Linked DNA regions of Mus musculus: region 1 is linked to region 2. The links are chromatin contacts, found by Hi-C or POLR2A ChIA-PET in ENCODE. All regions are on one chromosome and are shown on one strand. Each heading gives the region's core, a stretch centred on a gene start or an enhancer-like site at or near the end of the contact. The rest is flanking DNA. Distances are from core to core; before and after follow the strand shown. Region 1 holds the start of Xrcc6 (X-ray repair complementing defective repair in Chinese hamster cells 6). Region 2 holds the start of Tob2 (transducer of ERBB2, 2).

Evidence for each region. A loop is a pair of places that touch in the nucleus more often than their neighbours do. ChIA-PET counts read pairs that join two places held with the same protein, here RNA polymerase II (POLR2A).
Region 1: POLR2A ChIA-PET joins it to region 2 with 17 read pairs in Patski. The contact joins the promoter of Xrcc6 here to the promoter of Tob2 in region 2. A Hi-C loop is called at or near these places in 1 of 37 maps with a recorded cell type or tissue (v-Abl transformed pro-B cells). POLR2A ChIA-PET finds 5 or more read pairs at or near these places in 2 of 5 experiments (Patski and embryonic stem cell).

Annotation. Positions count from the first base shown.
Region 1 is chr15:82,014,982-82,017,681 of GRCm38, forward strand. Xrcc6 (X-ray repair complementing defective repair in Chinese hamster cells 6) reads left to right here and starts at 1,388. Exons shown (of 13, transcript NM_010247.2): 1 at 1,388-1,494; 2 at 2,129-2,217. The coding sequence starts at 2,142. Desi1 (desumoylating isopeptidase 1) reads right to left here and starts at 1,239. Exons shown (of 6, transcript NM_134095.3): 1 at 897-1,239. The coding sequence starts at 984.
Region 2 is chr15:81,857,055-81,859,754 of GRCm38, forward strand. Tob2 (transducer of ERBB2, 2) reads right to left here and starts at 1,272. Exons shown (of 2, transcript NM_020507.3): 1 at 882-1,272.

The DNA of each region.
Region 1 (2,700 bases), core at 138-2,637, 160 kb after region 2:
AAAACTTGCCTTGCTTCCTTGATCCCTGCCCCTTGTGTTCCTTAAGAAATAGGCCTTCCTCCAATGTCTCCAGGAAACACTATAGCTATTTATTGAATGATGCAAAACTATGTCAGTTTCAATCCCTGAAATCCATTCCTGTCCACCATTACCTGAAATGACAAGCCTGACAAATCCTATATGACAGACATTTTGGTATTTGACTTGAAGTGAAGTTGGACCTACACTGAAGGGCTCTTTTTCTCTCTCAGCATGAAACCATTTGAACTGAGCACAACCGATATCCTCACCGATACAGCATCCGGTCCTCCCCCAGAACTGCTTTCTTACCATCTGGTCAAAAGCAATTAACTGTTGAGCGAAAATTGCATCGTCGGACAGAACGTAATTAGTTCCAAGATCTGGCTCAGGGTGACCTGACTTGACCTAACCTGGAGCCGGCAAGGGCTCAAGCCTTCCACCGCTCTAGCGCTCTCTTCCCATCCACTCCAAGGACTGCAGAGGGAATTTCCTTTTGGCGCGGAGGGCAGTCGCTCCGAGGGACACCAGAGGATCTCGTCTGCAGTGTTGCTTCCACCACCAGGGACACGAGCTGGAGGTATCCTCACTTTCTCTACTTTGAGCTAAAGAAGCAGGGTTCCCTGGCTTCTTGGGGAATCCACCAAGATCAGTCGGCTAGCCCCAGTCTCTAGCTGAAGAGGAGCTTGCTCTCAGCCGGAGCGTGTGTCTCCTTGGCTTAGATCATGAAGCTGGACAGGGGTTCAGGGAATCCCACCTCACTGTCCTTGCCCTAGTGGATCTTTCCTACCACCCATGGGCCCGTCTTCCCCCACCCCCCTCGGTGGATCGCTTCCAGCGGCCACCTGCCTTCTTCCCACTGACCCCGGTCCCCTCACCCAGCATGATGGGGCTGAGCCGGCGGGCCAGGCCCTTGGACAGGTCGTACACGTAGAGCTTCACCGGATAGAGATTTGGCGGCTCCATCAGGACCCGTGGCGGCGGCCACGATGGCCCTCGGGCACCCGGCAGCGGCTTGGACCTTCCGGTACCCGACCGGGGTGGGGAGAAGAGGGAGCGGGGGACCGAGCCGGGGCCCGGCCTGAGGGCGGGGGAGAGGCGGCCCTGCGCTGCTCGCGCCCGGACACCCGCGACCGGCAACGACTACTGTGAGGTGACAGAGAGAGAGATCCCAGAGACTCCGCACGGAACAGGGGGCAGGGGCGGGGACGCACTTTCACGCATGTGCGTTCGGTGCTGACGGGTTTCGGGGGCGGAGCTTCAAGCGAGGGGCGGGGCTTTCTCTGGCCGCAAGCGTTCCAGTTTAGGGAACAGGGGGTGGAAGCGGGAAATGCGAGTGGGCGTGCCCGCTTGAAGGGTCGAAGGGCGTGTTGTGCGTGATGACGCAACGTCGCTGATTGGGCGAGAGACAAGGAGCCCGCGTGGACGTGGTGCCCACCTTCTGCTGTCCCAGTGGCTTGCCCGCCTGCGGTTAAGGTAGGTTCGCCGCACCACATGTGTTGGATGAGGCCTGCCTTGGTGGCTTGCTTGCACGCTTAGTGTCGCGCGACCCCTGGCCTCACCACGGAGCAGCGCTGTCGACCTGCAGGACCTGGGTCATGCTCCTTTCTCCCCAGAAGGCGGAACAGGACTGGTGGTTGAGCCAATCTCTAGCTGAAGGTTGGGGGAGAAATGAAGACGAATGTTTCAGCCAGAGCACCAAGTACCGTCCCAGTCCAGTTGGAGCTCGAGATAGGACCTTCAGTGCTGAGCCGCTATGTTATACCTCGCCCTCACCCCTAGCCATTTTGGTCCTGCAGCATCCTTAAGGGATAGCCAAGGGGAGGTTGTTGCAGCAATGACCCCATGCACATTTCTCTTGCCTCTCCAATGATATGGAGAGCTTTGGAGGAAGCAGGAGCCATCATTCACATTCTTTATTAGTGACCCGAGCATTTAGAACAGATCTAAAGAGAACCCAGAAGTCTGTCTGTCTGTCTCTCTTTTTTTTTCTGGTGTGTGTGGCATAGGTCCGGGTACACTGTAGGAAAGCGCATTACCACAGAGCTACCTGCCTTGGTTTTTTTTTTTTTTTTTTTTTTCATTTAAATTCATAACTTCTCTCACCTAGTGAGCAAACCAACATGTCAGAGTGGGAGTCCTACTACAAAACTGAGGGCGAGGAAGAGGAAGAGGAGGAGGAGAGCCCCGACACAGGTGGTAAGTGGCCTGTGTGGAAGATTTTCGCTGTGTACTTTTTTTTTTGCTGGGAGCACTTTATGTTGTCTGATATCCCTCCCTTTTCTCCTCAGATAATCTAAAATATTTTTTCTCCCTTTGAGTTTTACAGTTATTATTTAGATCCTATTTCACTCTATGAACATTCCTAACCCTATTTTCCTTTTTTTTTTTTTACTAACCACGATAGAGAATTTATTAATCTTCAATAAATGACTCTGTCCATGGTAATATTTGTCACTTTATTTTTTACATATTTTTGATTGTTTAAAAAAATCTACTTATTTTTATTTTATGTATGTGTGTACACCTCTGTACATGTCTGGTGCAAAAGGGAGCCAGAAGAGGGAGTCGGATCTCCTGCTACTAAAGTTATAGGTGGTTGTGAGCCTCCATGTGCATTCTGTGAAGTGAAGCTGGATCGTGTGTGAGAGAGCGTCAAGTATTCTTAACCATTGCTTTAAC
Region 2 (2,700 bases), core at 22-2,521:
GGGTGTTAAACCTCCCTAATCCTGCCTCCCACACCAGCTGTTTTCCCCAGTGCTTAAGTGAGGCATTGGGGGTAGGCGCTCAGGCAAGCAACAGGATTTTTATTGTTGTTAAGAAATCAAAGAGAAACCAAACCCACTCCCAGGCCAGGGTGGATAGGTTAGGGTGGATGGGGGGGGGGGGGGTAGGTTAGACACCGAACTGGCACCGGAAACCCTGTCTGCTGATCCCAAAGCCTGCTGTGTGAAGTTCTGGTTGCTCCCAGGGGAGGGGATGGCTTTTCCCTTTTCCCTCCTTAGATTTTTGGTCAAGGGCGGAGTACATCCCCCTCAGACAGAAGGGGAAGTTTAGGAATAGAAGAGATCAGACACAATTAATACACTATCCGACAGGCTCTTTGGGTACTTTTTTTTCCGCCTACACAAGTATATAAAGAGCTCAACCTGCAATGAGTTCTTGCTCGGCAACCCAAGGGCACTCTCCACTAACCGGCCCTGTCACCAAGAAGGGGATGTCCAAATTTCCCATCTCACAGGTTCCAAAGGGACAGAAACAGACTGTGTTAATAATCACCACCCCGCACACGTGAAAAGCAGCCGAAAAATAAAGATAGAATCCCCTCCCTTCCCATAATTTATTTAACTCTGGCCAGAGTTTGGTTTCTGGGGGGGGGGGGCAAGGAAAACATAACGAGTGAGGCGTGAATAAATGGGGAAGGAGGTCAAGGAGGAAACGCTCTCCGCTTAGGAGAGGGCCGCACTCGAAACTAGGTACCCCAGGATCAAAGAGAGTGATGGAGAGCGAAACAGGGGCGGATCCGGAGAGGGGCAGCAGGGGAGTGGACCAGTGTGGGCGTCCCCCGCCCGCAAGCCCGCGCACTCACTCGGGTCTCCACGAAGGGTCCGCTCTGCAGGCCGCGGGACGGAGGTCTCTCTCCCAGCTTCCCGGGCACCGCGAGGCTGAGGGCCACGGTGTCCTTTTACGTCGTTTGAGGGTAGAGAGGGACGAGGACCGAGCTCATGTGATTCTTTCCGCTGTTTTTGGAGGTCGAGCTCGGCGGCGACGGCGCGGGGATGGCGGACCCGAGGATGGCACCCGTCACGCGGTGGATGGAGGCCAGCCCTGGATGTACTCGTCTGGCAGGTCCTGTCCTTCTGGCCTCTCGGTTCCCACGACACTCAGTCTCAACGACCTGCACCTTCCCGCGCCTGGGCCCGAAGTGAGCAAAGTCAATGAAAAGTTTCACCCTCAGCAACCCTGCGCATGAATCTGCTTTCCCCACCCCTGCGTGATGCGTCCCTCCGCCCAGCCGGGGCGGGGCCGGGACTACTTTTCCTCCCTTGGCATCTTTAACCCCTCGCAGCCCAGTCGTAGGTTGGGATTCCAGGTTCTGCGGGAAGTGTAATAGCGATCTTCTCACCTTGTCTCCTCTAGACCCCTCCCTGCCACGTCCTCAGCGGGGCTGCTCACCCTCGGAATCCTTCTGAGCGCCTTAGCGCCGGATTTCTTCTCTTAAGACTCCAAAGCAGTCTGAGCTCGCCATGTACGTTTTTTTCTTTTTTTTTTAAACCGGTGTAGACCAACCCCGGGGAGGGTAGGGACAGACCTGGAACACAACAGGCCATTAGGAAGTAGCCTGGGACACAGTGGCTGTTGCTGGCATCACCGGGGCCCTGAGAACTCCAAACCCTAGCCCCAGCTCTCAAAGTTCCCTAAGACCTAGACGGCATGACTCTTCAGTTCTGACGGTCCCCGTGACTTGAACTCCCCGGTTCCGATTTGTTCATTCTGAATTTGGGGAGACAGTGGCACGATGCCACCTCCAGGAAGGTTCTGGATCTGAGTGTAGGCTAACCTGAGTTTACCAGTGTCGCCCTCCTGGTGGGGACGTGGAAGATCGAAGGGAAGGGAAGGGTGCAAGAAGATCGAGGGTTAGAAAAAAGAGCGGAGCACCGGTTAGTCATGCACTCCCAGCCCGGAAAGTTGGGTCCCAAACACCATAATAGGGCTGGCCACGCGCGACCGCCGCCCCTCTGCTGAGGTCCTCGAGCTCTCTGGAGCAGGTTACCCACGCACAGGAGAGCATGAGAGCCGCGCTCCTTCTAGCAATAGTCGCAGAAGAAGCGCCAGCCCTGGCAAGGTGAGCAGGGTGTTCATTAAGCCCGACAGCACCCGGCGGCGGCGAAGCGAGGCGCACCCGGGCCCGGATTTTGGTCACGCTTTTTCTACTCTGTGGCTTTGTGACAGTGCAGGCTCAGCGATGAGGGGGTCTAGGATCTGTGGCGGGTTGAAACCCTAGGAGAACTGGACTATCAGACTAGGCTGGAGGACCGCTGGCCTTGTGTACAGTTCCCCTAGCCCCCGCCTTAGTTCGCCTATTTTCCAATTCAACAACCCCTCCTCTTCTTCTTTTTTTTTTTTCTTGGGGGGGGGGGTTCGAGACAGGGTTTCTCTGTATAGCTCTGACTGTCGTGGAACTCACTTTGTAGACCAGGCTGGCCTCGAACTCAGAAATCAGCCTGCCTCTGTCTCCCGAGTGCTGGGATTAAAGGCGTGCACCACCACGCCTGGCCAACCCCTATTCTTTATTCACGTTCCTGAAGGTTCCGGTGCAACGGCAGTCTCCGAACCCACGTGGGGCGGTGAGATCGGAAAGTTTCCAGTTACGAACTGTGTGCGTTTTATTTTCCTTGATCACGTAG